Regions from separate parts of the Homo sapiens genome. Here region 2 is linked to region 1. The links are chromatin loops, found by intact Hi-C in ENCODE. Cell type or tissue: PC-9. All regions are shown on one strand. Links, peaks and the distances in the headings refer to the core of each region. The heading gives the core; the rest is flanking DNA.

What was found. A loop is a pair of places that touch in the nucleus more often than their neighbours do. Peaks named below come from ENCODE experiments on the same cell type or tissue, not always from the same donor. Only the 100,000 strongest peaks of a DNase experiment are listed, where the experiment ranks them.
Region 2: it touches region 1 in a loop (2.9-fold over the local background); 1 of 110 quality-filtered maps calls a loop at or near these places.

What each region holds. Positions count from the first base shown.
Region 1 is chr11:92,213,350-92,221,935 of GRCh38, forward strand. No RefSeq gene overlaps it. Among named protein-coding and RNA genes, the nearest start is that of FAT3, 7.2 kb to the right of the region's middle. In PC-9, for the core only: no CTCF peak of the experiment used is centred there; a DNase peak (open chromatin) is centred at 3,662.
Region 2 is chr11:92,145,851-92,154,436 of GRCh38, forward strand. LOC105369429 (a long non-coding RNA gene) reads left to right here and starts at 559. Exons shown (of 3, transcript XR_947893.1): 1 at 559-765; 2 at 3,967-4,190; 3 at 7,721-8,053. In PC-9, for the core only: CTCF peaks have their summits at 4,357 and 4,560; no DNase peak of the experiment used is centred there.

The DNA.
Region 1 (8,586 bases), core at 177-8,176:
AAGTTCTCATCATCTTGTCAGGTGAAAAGCAGGGCGTGGTGGTATTGACTGAGGAAAGGAAAGGCTTTTTGCTTCTCACACAGGAAAGACTGGGGGCAGAGACTTCCATGGCCCAGGCATCTCAGAAAGGAAAAGAGTTCTGGATCACCAAAGTCTAACTCAGTGTGTTTACATCAAGAATGTTAAGTGCATGCAGGCGTTGAAATGTTCAAGTTATTGAAGCCCAAGCAAACTGGAACAAAAGGACAGCAGTTGCATTGAGAAAGAGCCAGTGGGATGGAATCCACATCCTGAAATGTAAACCTGTGCTTGTTCTCCGGAGACTAAGGGCTTTGGAAAAGAATGTTGCAATTTTTCTATTTCATTACCTGACTATTACTACAGTAGACTTTCTAGTTACCATTTATTGAGCATCTACTATGTATCAGGAACATACATACATTAGCTCATTTAATTAGCTTCCAATTCTCCTATATCCATAAGGGATTGGAGCTCAGGGAAGGGGCTTTATTCATTTTGCTCACCTCCATATCCCCGTGCCTAAAATAGTGCCTAGCAGAGTAGGTTCTCAGTAGAAGAGGATAAATATTATTATCATCCAAACCTGAAACTCAGAAGGATTATATGGCTTACCTAAGCTAAGAAATGGAGGGGCTGAGTCTGGAATCCAGATCCATCTAACCCCAAGTCCTGCCCTCATCCCCTGCATTAGTTTCTCTTACCAGTTGCCCCACCTCTAGGTTTCTCCCTTTTCAAAGATCATGTCACCACATTTAGTCCCCTAAAACACTGTCCTTATGTTTTTCAACTGAAAATCCTCGAGGTCTCTCAGCTGCCTTAAGATGACATTCAAACTCCCTGGCCTAGCATTCCAGGCCCTATGAAATATGGTCTTTACATCACTAGTTTGCACTAAAGCTTGAGTGCAATATTCTTGCTCTTGCTTGAGTAGGTCTTGTGCACTTCTGCCCTCTATCTCTCTCCCTTTACATATGTCATTTGAAATGACCGATTGATTCCATCTGAATCCCTCCTACTCTTTAGAATTCAGCCCACATTGCACTTCTTCAATGATGCTTTTCTATCCCAGCATGTAATAATTTCTCATTTCCCAGAAATTTCAAATCTCTTATTATGTGCCCCATTCTCTAGTTCATTAGATAATATTTCTCACAATAACTGGTCTTCATTAGGGTATAAAACTTGTCTCCACAACTAGAATGTAAGCACATTGAGAGCAGTAATCATGGCCAGAACTAATTTGTAAAAGACAAACACTACATTTAGCATATAAAAATTATTGGTTGAATGATTAATGCAGTTAAGCATTTTGGGTTAGACTAGCTAGATGGCATATATTAAATACATGTGTGTGTGTGTGTATGTGTGTGCGTGCGTGCATGCATGTAATTATTGGTTTAGATACAAAAAAGTGCAAACACTAATATCTTGATACTGTAAGATGTCCCCTGCTTTTCCTCTTTCTTTGCTCTTTGGCCTTTGCTGTTGGCAGGATCCTTGTGTGTCTCTGTTACATGACAGAGACTGCCAATTCTGGGAGACATCCTGCTGAGAGATAAATCCAGAGTCACATCAGCCTGGCTGGGCTGGAGTTCAAAGATCCTGGCCAAGATTTCAAACTGGCTCTATTCAAGAGCCACGAAGTTTTGAGTGGCAGATTTTGCTGCAAGATTACTGCAAGATTGCTGATGGGGATTCTCAGTGACTTCAACAGGGACATGATCAAGTTCTACCCAAAATGCCAAGTCAAATTAGAGACTGGCACTGTGAAAAGCAAGAATTAGGAAAGATTATTATTTATTAACCCTTGTTAATGCAAAAAAAAAAAAACCACAATGATACACTTCTTAGCTTGGGAGTATCATTCAGACTAAACACTACTGTTCCTTGCAAATCAATCAGTTTTAAGGGAAATGCTCATTTACCTGACAAAATGTTTGCCATGTTAGAGTGGAGGTAGGAGAGAAGCTGTCTCCTTCCTGCACTGGCACATACCACCACAATAAAGAAATACAAAGCTGCCTAAGTCCATTCTCAAAAGGGCAGTTTCTAATCCTTTTAGGGTAAGAGAATGAATTTTACTGAGCAGTCTCCCATCAGTAGCTGTTCCTATTCTCAAAAGAATTCAGTTGTTCCCCCCCAAAAAAACCAACTACTATTTGGAACAATCCCCTGGGAACTATTGAGGAACCAGACTGGGGTCTCTACACCATGTGGAGCAAAGACAAAGATTTGAGCTCCTAGAAGCTGCTCTGGAAATATTATTCAAATAGTTGTTCACTTAAAAAAAATTGTTTCCTTTTCTCTGTACAATAGAAGCAGGTTGGGGGCTTAGAGGTATTCTGAAAGGGACAGCCACTCTGGAAAGGAAGCAAGTATATGTATTACACTAAATTACAATTACTATTGACTTGTCTTCCAGGGTACAATGGAGATAAGTAGAAGCAAGTAGAGAAGACTGAAAGCTCCTTGAGGCAGGAGCTGTCATGTTGACCTCTTGGCTCTCTGCTTCTGGAACATAATAAACACTCAGGAGTGTTTATGTGATTTACTTATGCTTGCACAAGTAAATAAATGGGCTAGGAAATGAATAAAAGTAGTGGGTTTCTTTTCTATCTTGGCTCTTATTGAGTGGATTATTCCCAGGTTATTAGAATATTACCATTTTTAAAACTTCTCTGCCATAAGTAACACCTAAATTTACAGTAATTAAAACCTAATGTTTCCTGAATTTTCTATAGCTTCCAAATATTTAAACCATAGTGGGCTAAAATATGCATATCCACTCAGAATGTTCCACTGGACACATGTCCCAGCTAAAAAACACTAAACATCAACTATGGTGTGATCTCTAAATGTCAGTATTGGGACTTGACCACCTTCCTTGACTCTGACCACTAATGAAAACACTCTGTGCTATGTTCCAGAGCTGCAGGATGCTTGACAGATTTGCTGGAAATTTTCACACTGCTCTGACCTCTCTACTAGCTTCCAGGAACACCGCTTCAATACCTTATAATGCCATTACTGTCACTCCCAAACAGGCTCAGAAATATGTGCTGAGAAATGAAATTTTCTTCAGACATTTCTTCACCTAAACCTTCCAACTCTGAAAGAGAGAAGACTCTATCAAGTGAGTCAATTTTGTCTTAAAGGCAAACAAAAAGTTATTGGTACCAGGTTTCAAATATTTAACAGAAAGTATACTTGAAGCATGGCTAAAAAAAAAAAAGTTACTGCTTTTAGGCGCAACTTGAAGAAAATGAAAATACTTTCTATGTCACTAGCTCCTGAAGCATTCTTTTATTTTTCAAGATGTGTAATCCTTGTAAATAATCTGATTATTTCTTAATACCAACAAGGATTGCTTGTAATTACTTGCCTCAAAATTCTCATCCCAGGTTTTCAGAAATAAAGTGTGTCCCCGTGACTATGATGGCAATAACATTCAAAAGGTGCACAAACTTCAATTTCAGTTCACATTCATGCAAAATGCCACTTAACAGGAAAATCAAAGCAGCTGAGACAATAGACAGCTGAACTTCCTCCAGTTACTTCCCTTCTTCTATTATGATTCCAACTATGGGGAGATGCTCCCCAAGTGTGCTTGACTATATGGGAAAGCACTTCCTTCTATGACTCACAGGCCAGACCTTAGTAGCATAAGATCAAAAGAACCAGGATGTAGAAGAAAGAAAATTGTTAACGTGGCCAAATAGGTGCAGATACTGGCTCTATTCTCTCGCCAAGTGGTTAATTCCCCCTCCTCAGCAGGTCTGTAGTTGGCTTCAACCTGAGGGGAAGAGGCTGGAACACCTTTAGGATACAGTGGATGCTATTACCTCCAGCTGTGCCTACCTAAGTGAAATAAATTGGCTAATTGAAGCAATTATTTGGGAATTCAATCCCAAACACCTCACCATCGGGGAGCAATGAGGATAATTTGGAGTTTTTGCCAAAGTAGGTTAACTAATGACTTTCTTTGCATAGATTTAAAAGTTGGGTTAAAGAAGTATGGTACTTCCATTTTTGAAGACATGGGATCAGGGTGCACCTGGGTTTACACTGAACTGTGAGCAGTGTGTGCATGTAAGGAGTGGGAAGATCTAGGTCAGTGGTTCTCAAATTTTAGCATGTATCAGAATCACCAGGAGAGCTTGTTGAAATGCAAATTGCTGGGCTGCACCCCCAGAATGTCTGCATCACTAAGTCTGGGGCCTGGGAATTTGCATTTCTAACAAGTTACAAATTGATGCAGATGTTGCTGGTCCAGGCACTACATTTTGAGAATCACTGATTTAGGCTTCACTCTTGAGAAATTTAAGACAGTGTAGATGTATGATAACCTCATTCTCTCTGATCTCTTGAAAATCCAAATATATAAGGTTGGCTAATATATTTATTCATTCAACAAAAAAATAGTTTGTTGAGCACTCAACACGTGAAGCTTACCTTGGTAATACAGAGATAAAAGATCAGCCTTTATCCCAAAGAGGCTCCTAGTCACTGGAGACACAAAAACAGATAAAAGATGAGGATGAAGCTGTGTGAGAAGTGATATCACAGAGGTAAAGACCAATTGCCAGGGAGAACACAGAAACTAGACCCAGACTGGCAGTCACCAGAAAATTTCCTAGGCCTGCAGGGTAGCAAAGAACGGAAAATAAAGGTAGTATGGTTGAAGAGATTATTGACATCCCTTAGAGCCAGTGTTCCTAAGCCCAAGTGCAGTGCTCCGTTCGTGGGTAAGCTTCTTGATGTCAAGAACCATTTATACCACAAAGCTGCCCAACACTGGCCACTAGGCACATAGTGGGTTTCAGTGTATGAATGATGTCAGCGCTCCATTAATACTAATGACTCCCCCAGTGGAAAATGTACTAAGAAAAGTACGTTGTTTCAAACTGACTCCTAAAACAGTACCAGAGGAAAAGAGCTATTAATCACCAAAAATCTGATTCAAATTTGGAAGAGCAAATGTTGAAGGGGAAAAAACTGAATCCTATTATCAACTCCTTGAACCCACTACTTCCTCCTAATCAGTAGTTGTTTCACTTTACTGAAAGTCAACCATATTTGATAACTAATTATTTACAGGTGAACAAAGTTACCAGATTTGAAAGAAGACGATGAGGGCCAGGTGCGGTGACTCAAGCCTGTAATCTCACACTTTGGGAGGCCAAGGTGGGCAGATCACCTGAGGTCGGAATTTCCAGACCAGCTTAGCCAACATGGCAAAACCCCATCTCTACTAAAAATACAAAAATGAGCCAGGCATGATGGCACATGCCGGCAATCCCCGCTACTCAGGAGGCTGAGGAAGGGGATTTGCTTGAACCTGAGAGGCGGAGGTTGCAGTGAGCTGTGATTGCACCACTGCACTCCAGCCTGGTGAACAGGGTGAGACTCTGTCAAAAAAAAAAAGAAAAAAAAAAAAGAAGAAGAAGAAAGAAAGAAAGAGAGAGAAAGAGAGAGAGAAAAGAAAAAGAAAGAAAGAAAAGAAAGGAAAATAGATGATGTTTTTGCAGTTTCTTTTTGACAACACAACTGCAGGCAGCAAGGTACTTGTTCACAGTGATTTTTTGTTATGCAAATAGTTTGATACAATTCACTTTTGGAAAATTACATTAACATTCATGGCTAACATTTGCCCTGGTGAAATGAAATGGGTATTAACTCGTTTAGCCAAAGTATTCAAAAATAAGAGTAAATAGCCCTTTTCATGAATTCAAAATGAAAAGGATGTTGATCTTCCTTAATTTGAGGCAACATGCCAACATTTATTCTTAATAGTACTTCCCTACTTTAATTAAGATCAGATAAAAAACAAACTGCTATAATTTACTCACCAACATTTTGGTAAGGCTTTTTTCCCTCTCTTTGGTTTTGGGGCTCCTTAGTTTAGATGTATTTCTTTCTAATTTTTCTTTTCTCCTTTAGTCAACGAATAAGGAAGAAGATTGTGTATTTTTTCCTTTTAGCAAGTAGACAAAAGTCTTCATTCTACACCTAGATTATTTTTGGAAGTGGACTAGAGAAGTAACTAGGGAAAAGAAATAGCAGCTATGATGTAGGCAAATCAAAAGGCAGTGAAATAGATAGATAAGCTTTATCTTCTTTTCTAACTCTAAGACTTCATGGTACCTATTGATACGGTTAGGTTTTGTGTCCCCACCCAAGTCTCATCTGATTTATACTCCCTATAATCCCCACATGTCAAAGGAGAGATGAGGTGGAGGTAATTGGATCATGGGGGCAGTTTCCCCCTGCTGTTCTTGTGATAGTGAGTTCTCACGAGATCTGAGTTTTTCAAGTGTTTGGCATTTCCTTCTGCATTCATTCTCCCTCCTGCTGCCTTATGAAGAACATGCCTTGCTTCCGCTTGCCTTCTGCCACGATTATAAGTTCCCTGAGGTCTTCCCAGCCTTGCAGAAATGTGAGTCAATTAAGCCTCTTCCCTTTATAAATTATCCAGTCTCAGTCAGTTCCCTATAGCAGTGTGAAAATGGACTAATACACCTATAATAAATTATCACCTCACTTTTAGATTACATTACAACTTCCCCTTTGATTGGTAAAGAAACATCTTCATTTGCAAACAAGTCATGTTTCAAAAGTCTGTAAGCCAGTTATTTTAAACATGGAAGGCTTTTGTTCCAGAAATATGTTATAAATGGCAATCAAAGTACATAAGCATATCTCATTCATAATATATCTATTGTACTAAAATATAGGGACACCAATAAGAAATCATAAATTACATGTAAGATTAAAACAGAGGTTTTGAATGAAAAACTCTAATATTCCATCCTCTAGACACTTGAAGAAAAGCAGGTTTAATCAGAGGCCAAGAGGGTGGATGAAAATTTTGCTAAAGATGATAAAGTGGGATCCTGGTACTATTAATAACTTGGTACTTGATAACATTTGCCCTTATTTATAACATTATGTCAAAACATATAACAGGTGTAACACTAAATATCCTTTATGCTCATTAGTCATTGTTCGTGTTGAACTTTAGCTTGTAAATAAATTAGAGAGATGAATAAAAATTCCCCCTCATTGGAACGGCAGTGGTGCTAACTAAACCACTTGAATCATGCAGTTGTAGCCCTTCTCACTTTTGCTTTTCTTTGTTTGATCATTTGATTAATGACTTCTCCACTGGCCCAAAGATCTATAAGGGTAGATATCTCATCAGTTTTTGCTAATCATTACATCCCCGACACTTAAAAGAGAGCCAAGTACACAGCTGCTCAAAAATAATTTTTGAACAGATGAATGGGTGAGTGAATGAACAAATGAGTAAGAAAGAGAAAAAGGAGTGGCCTAAAGAACATAGAATTATAGATGTGTTAAAAATGAGTCTCTGACATTACGTTTATTCTCTGTCTAGCCAAAGAGAAGAAAGCAGTAGCCAAAACAGGGGCATAGAAGGAGTTTCCCAAAGGATAAAGACAGTTAGTAGGACAATTTGCTTGCCGAAAATAGAGTACCTCAGTGTGTCCAAGTTTGGTTTGGTTGCTGTTCCAAAATAAGAGGGATTGAAATTGATCAGCCTTAGGATAGTTGAGTGGCAAAGAAGGCCACCTGCAAGTACAATTAGTGGTATACCAAGGGTGGGCCAGTAGGAGAGATCTGCACAGCAAGCAGGCAAACGGGTGGGTGGGAGCACTATCTGTAGAGAATTTAAAAAGAAAATCAGTCTTTTTTTTTAGTATTACTTTGTAGTTGCAATTCTAAAAAATGTCAGTGATAAAATATTCCTCTGTAACAAGATCATTTTGGTCTAAGTTCTAAAAAATTCCTGTAGTTACTGTTTTGAGTTTTAATTACATATATGTAAATTCAAAATTAGCATATTTTAATTACTTACTTTTTAATAAACCTTGCAGTCTAAGTTGAAATTGATTCAGAAAACTTCTAGTTGTACAACAGGTCCCCAACACAGGTGTCCTTGGGTACACGTTTGTTTAAAAGTAAAATCCTCATAGGGCAGTTTGAAAAATCATTTGGCCGTCCCTTGACGTAAGTATTTAGCATTAGTCGTAGGTGTTTTAGCCTGAGATTGCCAGAAAATAGAGCATGATACAAGGACTTGCTGAAAATATTTTATTTGGGAAGTGTGATCCCAGGAAGCATGTGAGGAACAGATGGGGAGAACCAGGGAAGGATGGAGCGCCAGTACAAGGATGTGTTATCAAGCTGGCCATTGCTTCAGGAGAATGGCTGCTTTGTTTAGCAAAGACCACCAGAGAAGCTCCATGGAACACATTTCTGAATCCTTTCCTTGCAGATGGAAAGAGGAGTATTTATCCATGGGCTCCCACCATAGGCTCTTTAATCTCTCATGCTTCTAGGTTTTGGTTCACATTGTAACTTCAACTAAAAAGCCCTGGGTGGGGGTAAGATGCAAGGGGAGCCCAGAGCAAAGCACTTTCAGATTATACCTGTGTGAAGCTGGTTAGAGCCCACTTAGAACTGGCTGTTCCTGTGGTGGCTAAAAGCAACAGGTAAGGCCCAGATGATCTGAAGTGGTGTATGGAGGCTGTGATACATGGCAAG
Region 2 (8,586 bases), core at 375-8,374, 67 kb before region 1:
GGAAGCAGTCACCTCTTCCAGTTTTTTGTTTGTTTGTTTGTTTTGGTTTTTGTTTGACTGGCTTTGGGAGAAAAAGACTTTCATCAGTCAGACTGCCTGGGTATTCCTGTGGTCTTTCAGGATTTTTCTATGGATGTACCCTCTCCACTCCTTTTGTTACTTTTGGGAGGGGGAAGTCTTAGGATTGTGTGCTTTTTCTCAATTCCACAAAACTAGGCTGAGTGTGGAGAGTTTACCATTTCATTTCCCTAAGGTAGTATCTTGAAGTGGTCAAGGTTAAGCATCTTTTTTCAAGCCAGCATAGTTGGCGCTAGTTGTCTGTGTGTACACCTGCATGGTCTGCAGGGGCGTACTCACAATAGCTATGGTAAAAGGGGAGGGCACACAGAGCAGTGGGGCATGCATGGGTGTGTTGGTGGGAAAGATGCAGGTGATACATCCTACTAGATAAATGGGTAGGCCTCTTGTGAAGTCATAAGGCAGTTAGTAGAAACCATGGCCCTTTGTTGTATTCCATGCCTGGTTGCTGTGAGGCCCCACCCCATTTCCCTGCTCCTACCTGCCCCCAGACTATTCAGCCATGCTGATCCCCTCAGTATTCTGAGTGCAGAGAGAAAGAAGTGGGCCTTTGGGCAGGAAGCTGCATGGCTAGAGAAGCAGACACTCAACTACTCTCTCACTTTCCCCCGTGGATAAATTCATAAATTGAGAGGATCTGTATTGGCAATGAACTGTGCTACCTTCGGGAGGAGTGATGTGGGCAGGGTAAAACTGTTCTTATGCTCTTCAGTGTGCCTACTCACAAATTTGTTTCTTCCAATAGAATGCCAGGACATCTCTGCTTAACTCCTGGGCTCTTCTCCACGGATGGTTGTCAAAATCAGTGTTTCTGTCAGGATACAAAGGTTGAAAATTCTGATTCTGCCATCTTTCTGACATCCTCAAGGCCTTATATGCTGAATCATATGTCATTTTCACAAAGACCTTACGGGGCAAATATTAATATCCACATCCTATGGATGAATATAGTGAGGCTGAAAGCAGTAAGTAATTTGACCAAAGTCACTCACCTAGTAAGTGATGGATGGGATTTGACCCAAAATAAAATATAGGGAAATATAGCTGTTGAGCTTAAGCTCTTAAACACTAGAGTATAAAGATGAGCTAGTAAGCTGTGTAATGGCAAAGTAAGAACCAACAATAAAAGAATATTTTTTTTTTTGAGACGGAGTCTTGCTCTGTCACCCAGGCTGGAATGCAGTGGCCCCATCCTGGCTCACTGCAAGCTCTGCCTCCTGAGTTCATGCCATTCTCCTGCCTCAGCCTCCCGAGTAGCTGTGACTACAGGCGCCCGACACCACGCCCGGCTAATTTTTTGTATTTTTAGTAGAGATGGAGTTTCACCGTGTTAGCCAGGATGGTCTCGATCTCCTGACCTCGTGATCCGCCCACCCCGGCCTCCCAAAGTGCTGGGATTACAGGTGTGAGCCACCACGCCCAGCAAGAACATACTTTTATAAATGCAAATGCTTATGAGAAAATAATAAATTACCTCTAGCTTGTAGATTTTTCATCTTCATATATGGATACTGTCCATATATGAAGTATCCCAAGTGATGATGAATCCCAAGTGATCTCTAATCAAATATACTTAACTGTTTGTAACTGTTTCAGCTAGAATCCACCACTCAAAGAAAAAAAAAATAGAAAACCAGAAAGCATTTAAAGATAGTGACCCCCCACCCAAGGTATTCCAGGGAAGGAAATTGAAATGCCATTTCAATGGAAAAAAATTTGAATTTATAATCTTGAGTATTTCAATCTGTTATTTTGGAGCTTGACTGTATTACAAATTTATTTGCATCTTTTTAAAGGAAAATACTGTCAGAAATTTGATTGCATTTATTTTTACCTACTAAACCTATTTAGAAGAGGCCAATGTTGAAGGATATTTCTTTTCTTTAACTTAAAAACAGATCAAAATAATTTTTCATTCTTTTTCCCAAAAACAAAAAAAGTTTTCAATGCATTTTAATAAAACTCAAACTGTCTCTCTCTGTGCTTTCCCTCAAGTTATCCATTTTTAATTGTCTTCAGTTCTTGGCATTTTGATGCCATGGATAGGAATTGTGGCTCTTTCCAGTCTCCCCCACCCACTTCCTCGTATGTTCACTGAAATAGGCTTAGAAGCCATCTGCATCTCTGTGTGGAGGCACGCTAAATGTCAGTCTTCCCATTGGCTCCACACAGAAGAGGGCTCCAAAAGACCTGCTGGTCTCATGCCCAAACTGCTGTGACCCTTGCCTTGCTGGGTTTTTTTTTTTCTATTAATATTTTAACATGTGGGTTGCATGAGCTTGGGAAGCACTTTTGTCTCAGTAGGGAGTAGAAGACAAGCTCCAGTGCACAGATTTTTTTTTTTTTTCTCGGAGACAGACAGAGAACTGGTACTTAGGATCTGACTAAAGAGCACAGTCTCCACTACCTCTCTTTTTTGTAGGTTAGAGGGAGTAAGTGTTAATGTTAAACTTTAAGAAAGGCAAAGGAGAAAGAAGAGAAAAGTATAGGTTAGTTCAATATTGGATAGAAGAGAAGAATAGAAAAGAGGAAAAGGAGATGGTAAAGAAAAAGGCTAAAATAGAGAAAGCTGAGAAGGAAGGAAACATTAAGAGGAATGAAGAAAGAAAAAAATGTAAGTCCTATGCTTAGCACTGAGGTTGCAATGATAGGTAAATCTACAGTAGGAAGAAACTATTAAGAAGAGAAGATATGGAGGGAGAAAGGGAGAAATGAAGACTTCTCTAATGTCTACTGTGTACCAGCCATGTGGTAAAACTTTGATATCCACTATCTCATTCAGTCTTTACCACATTTGTATAAAGTGCATATAAAGAAAGTTAAGCTCAGAGTAATTTTGAAAGTTACATAAATTTCAAAGCTAATCACAGAATCCAATCTTCACTGGTCTTTACATTATAGAGTAAACCCTTTTTGAGCATCTTCTGAACAGGTGTCATATGCTGTGTCAGTTTTCCAGATGAGTGGTACAGTCTCTGCTTTTCAGAACCTCACAATAAATAAGAACAGACTTTTTTGACAACAAATGGAAGTCTAACCACAGGTCGATATGGCAGGGCTAAGAATCTGGAGAAGTCTATACAATACAAACCCATCTCTGGGTTTTAAGATCCAAATTAGAAGCTCAAGTTTATTCTAGCTTGGCTGGAATGATCCTAAACACTTTAGACTATTGGTGGAAACTCCTTGGATACAGAATTCAGTTTTACAACAGTTGGAGGAGTTTGCCTGAGGCAAATGCTTCCCACCTATAGTAGGATCAGTCTTGAAAAGATCTCAGTCTAGAATATGGTATGTGGAAGAACTGCAAGCACTAGACTTTAAGGATTGTCACGTGCCAGCAGAGAAACAAGTTCAGAATGACTGAATCTAAGGGAATAGGGAAGAATCAGAAGGTAAGCAAGGGTTATAAATTGGGCAAGGGTTTTAGATTTTATTTTCAGGGTGAAAAGAAGCCACAGAGGGTTTTAAGCAAAGGAATTAGTGTAATCTTATTATGTATTACAAGGATGATTTAGGGAGGGGATGAGAAGAGTAAGTGGACAACAAAGGAAGTGAGAGACCAGTTTGTAGATGAATTCAGTCATCTGGGTAATTAAAGATGATGACAAGAACTGGGTAGTAGCAGTGGAGATGAAGAGAAGAGAGTCAGATTCGAAATACATTGCAGCGACATGGTCGATGGGATTATCTGATCTATTCTATGTGGTAGGGAGGGCAGAATAGAGAAATGAGAAATGCCTCCTTTTTCCAGTTTGGGCAGCATATTGGAAAGTGATATATTTACGAAGACCTGGAAAACTGAGTAAAAAAGAATTTTTCATTGTGTTTGTTAAGTGGTATTGCCATACAGAAACAGCAGTTCTCTCTTGGGCTTTTTCGTTTTAGACGCATATTAAATACACAAGTGAAGCAGTCTGTAGATATACAGTCAAGTTTTAATGGAAGAATCAGGGGAAGAGGCACAAATTGGGCAGTCTCCAGCATATCCAAGAAACACAGCATAGAAGGAGAAAGGAAGAGACCAAGATCTAAGCCATTATGTATTCCAACATCTAATAGGCCAACCAAGAAGGAACCAGCTCAAAGGTGAAGAAGGAATGACCAATGAGGTAACAAGAAAACTGTGGGAGGGTGGTATCAAGAAAGACAAGAAAAGAGAGCATTTCCCTAAGAAGGGGATGGTCAGATTATCTAGATACTGCTTAGAAGTCCTGTACAATGAGAACAAGAAGTAGCCATTGAATTCAGCCAGATAGAGGTCGCTGGTGATCTTGAGAAGAGGAGTTTCAGTCGAGTGTTTAGTGTGGAAAACTGTATTGAGTGGTTTGAGCAAGGAAGGAGAAAAGAATTAGATGCAGGAAGACTGCAAAACTGTTGTGAAAGGGAGCAGAAAAATGGGGCAGTTCTTTGAGATGAACCAGGAATCAAGAGAGAATGCTTTTAGGTTAGGGTTTTCTGAGATGAGAATAAATACACAATGGAATTGGGGAACAGAATGGGACAAGAAGCAGCTCAGCAAAGGTGAGATCCCTGGCAAAATCCTGCTAAGAGTAGCTAGCTCCAGACTGAAGCCTTAAGGAAAGTTACTACCAGATTTCCCTTACCTTAAACAGTGAGATCTGGACTCTCACAATCCTGCCTCCTCCCCACTTAGGAAATAAATTCCAGGCACTTCTGGACTTCTGAGAGGACATGCGAAATGAAGTATAGTAAAAGGAAACATGGGGTATCTGAGTCAAACACCATCTAAGAGATTGATCTACTTTCCTGAAAGAGAAATTTTAGTAGAGACTTGACATATTTCTTTCGGGACACTTGTTTTTATTTTGCAGCACAGATTTTCCTTCAGAAGATCTTTACTGAGCACCTACTATGTGCTTGTACTGAATCTGTGCTGCTGTGTTATGTGGTTTGCAGCAAGGGATGGAATTTGGGCCTTTCTACACTAAGTTGTATGGTTCCTTTAATGGGTGTGAGTGTATATACAATCCAAAGATGAAAATGTGCAAATAATGAAGGTCTTTAATCATGCCTTCAATATCCATTTAACAATTACCTATTTCAAACTCAAAGCCTGAGTATTTACCTGAAGTGCAGTTTATAAAAACAAGTGGTTTTCATCCTGCCTCTGACCAGAAATAAAAATTTTACAATTCAAATTCTGATGACAATTTAGTGTTAACATGAGTGAGATAACAGATTCCTCCTCTCCCACTGTTCTGTTAATGGAAGAAGAATGTAGCTAATACCCACAAGTTGCATGAAAAAGACAAGAGTGTCATGTAATCTGATTTCATATACCCCCTGGCTCTAAGTTTTGTGGTTGACAACAAAAAAAAGCTTCTTCAATCTCCAGTGTAGTTCATCCTGTTAGTGTTGAGACGACAGAAATAAGTCACAGAGACACATCACCTGCTTTTGTAAAGCTATGCAAAATCCAAAGATAATACAGAAGATGCATGTAGTCCTAGCAAACATCGACCTGAAATGATTTGAATTTATCCCCATTTCTCTTCTATCCTGAAGGAATTGCTCATTAAAAATTTACTCTGGGCCGGGCACGGTGGCTCATGCCTGTAATCCCAGCACTTTGGGAGGCCGAGGCGGGTGGATCACTTTGAGGTCAGGAGTTTGAGACCAGCCTGGCCAACATGATAAAACCCCGTGCCTACTAAAAATATGAAAATTAGCTGGGCATGGTGGCGCAGGCCTGTAGTCCCAGCTATTCGCGAAGCTGAGGCAGGAGAATCGCTTGAACCCAGGAGGCAGAGGTGGTTGCAGTGAGCCAAGGTTGTGCTGCTGCACTCCAGCCTGGGCGACAGAGTGTGACCCTGTTTCAAATAAAAAAAAAAAAAGAAAGAAAAACAAATTTACTCTGAACAAGATTGTGACACAATTTCTTTCTTTTCTTTTATTTCTTTTTTCTTTTCTTTCTTTCTTTCTCTCTCTCTTTCTTTCTTCTTTAGAGACAGGGTCTTGCCATGTTGCCTAGGCTGGTCTCAAACTCCTGAGTTCAAGTAATCCTACTTTCTCAGCCTCCTGAGTAGCTGGAGCTATAGGCACATGCCATTGCACCCGACTTAAAGATTTTTTATTCTTTATTTTTGGTACCTCCTTCCTTCTTCATAGCCAGGACTACTGATTTGTTCAAAATCTCATTTCCTTGAACAAGCTGTTCAATAGAACAGTGGTAGTAAGCCCCAAAACAGTCCTAGCCTGACTTGAAACCCTTCTCTATAAATATTCCTCTTTTCTAGGGCACTTCAGAGTAAGTATGTTTCCTGAGCATGTGCAGATCTTCTCCCTTGGTCAGTTTCTAAAGACAGGCTCAAGACAACCATATGTGGCTGAGTGTTTCATTGCAAGGAGGTGTGTGGACATCAGTAGGTGAAAGAATGCGTCAATTTCCTAGGTAGTAGAAAAATACGACCCGGCATTGGTCCAAGCTGGGACCTGAAGACTTTATCGCTCAAGCACCATGGAGCTCCCGTAATAACTACTGTGGTGTGCCACCAGATGGCCTCACTTCAGGACTGCAGCACCGATGGCAGGCTGCTCAATGTGTTGGCAACTGCATTAGTTTCCCAGGACTACCCTAACGAAATACCACATATTGAGTGACTTAAATAACAAAAATGTGTTGTCTCACAGCTCTGGAGGATAGAAGTTCAAAATCAGGGTGTCAGCAGGGTTGGCTCCTTCTGAGGGATGGGAGGGCCGAAAATCTGTCACATGCTTTTCTCCTTGGCTTGTAGGTGGCATTCTCCCTTGTCTTCACATCATCCTCCCTCTACAGATGTATGTCTCTGTGTCCATTCTCCCCTTTTTTATTGGATTAGGGGACATCCTAATGACATCTTTATTTGATCACCTGCAAAAGCCTTATTTCCAAGTAAAGTCACATTCACAAGTTTCAGGGGTTAGGATTTCAATATCTTTTTAGGGAACACAATGTAGCCCACAATGGCAACTAAGAGCTCACAGATAAATCTCCTCCCAAGCTTGCCCTCAGCTGAAGAGAGCCACCTCTCCCAAGTCATTCCTTTTCCCTGTGTTAACCCACATCCTAAAACTGGTCACTGAGTGTGATATCAAGGCCTGAACACTCTACCCTGGTTCGGGACAATTCTGCAGGGATATCCCAGCTCCAAAATTTCATATAAGCTGGTACAGACATCTGTCTGGTCCTTCTTCTTTCACCTTCCCCATAGACATTACTGGAAAACATACCCCAATAAAGTTTCTGCAGGCAACTATCCAAATCAGAATCTGCTTCCTGAGTCACACCACTTGTAGTAGCACTTCTCTGAGCTTGCTCTGTGCCAGATACTGAAGACCAAAAACAACAAGACATATCCTAACCTCTGAAGCCTTCCACAATATCAGAAGACATTATTAAGTACAGAAAGAAAGGTTTTCGTCACACATAATCTGCCTTTGAAACCTTTATTTCCTATTGTATGACTTGTTTATCTTACTCCCTCCTCTCCCAAATCTTAACCAATAATCATATCCTCCATCTTCTTTTTGCAAAATCTGCTTCTTGAATGAAAAAATAAAGAGGACAAACTATTGTCAATTAAGCATAACTATGAGCTAGACATTTTGTATATGTGATCTCATTTAATTCTCTCAACAGCTCTATTGCCTTCACATTACAAATGGAGAAACGGAGATTCTATGAGGATCAATAAGGACTCAGCTCATCTGGCTTATAACAGACCCAGCAAGGATGAAAACCCCAGGGCTTTTGATTCCAGAGCGTGGGCTCTTTCTATCACACCAGTGGTTCCCAGACACATATGCCACAGGCCAATCAATTAAAAGCAAACAAAAAATTGGCAAACAGAAGTAGAGCTAACAACTTTGGATTTTGCCAGGAATATAAAAAAGTAAAAGCTTCAGTCTTCTACCACCACCATTTCATAATAAAATGAACACTTCAACCCAGAAAACTTTGCAAATATCAAATCTCAAAACAGAAGATTAGCACTTACAATTGAATTAATTCAGCTTCGTGAAAAATATACCACATTGCACTTCATTTTACTCATTTTGCAACAGACTTGTGAAATTTTTTTCAAGAACTGGTAGAGCTCTGGAAAGGAAAAAAAAAAAAAAATTGGACATCCCTAAAAGGTCTGGGTTTTATTCACACTAAAGTGTAAATGACCTCTTCAGGTTAGTTAGCAAAATATGTTGAATATCTAAGAAGATGTATCTAAGTCAGTGTTGATATGATCCAACATAACTAAAGACTACATGGGAATGCCATTATACTTTTCAAGAAACAAAGCAAAAGTTAAAAAAAAAATCGTATTTTTAACTTGGCTATTTTTTCCCCAGATTTCAGATCTCTCTTAGAAGTCAAAAGCTGGCAAGGGTCCAATTTCCAATGAGAAGGTTTTTCTTTGGCCATATCCATTCTCATTCAAATTCCCTATAAAAGTTACAGTCAACAATTTTTATTTTACCATCAGTTACCTTTGGTAGGGAAATAGTTAG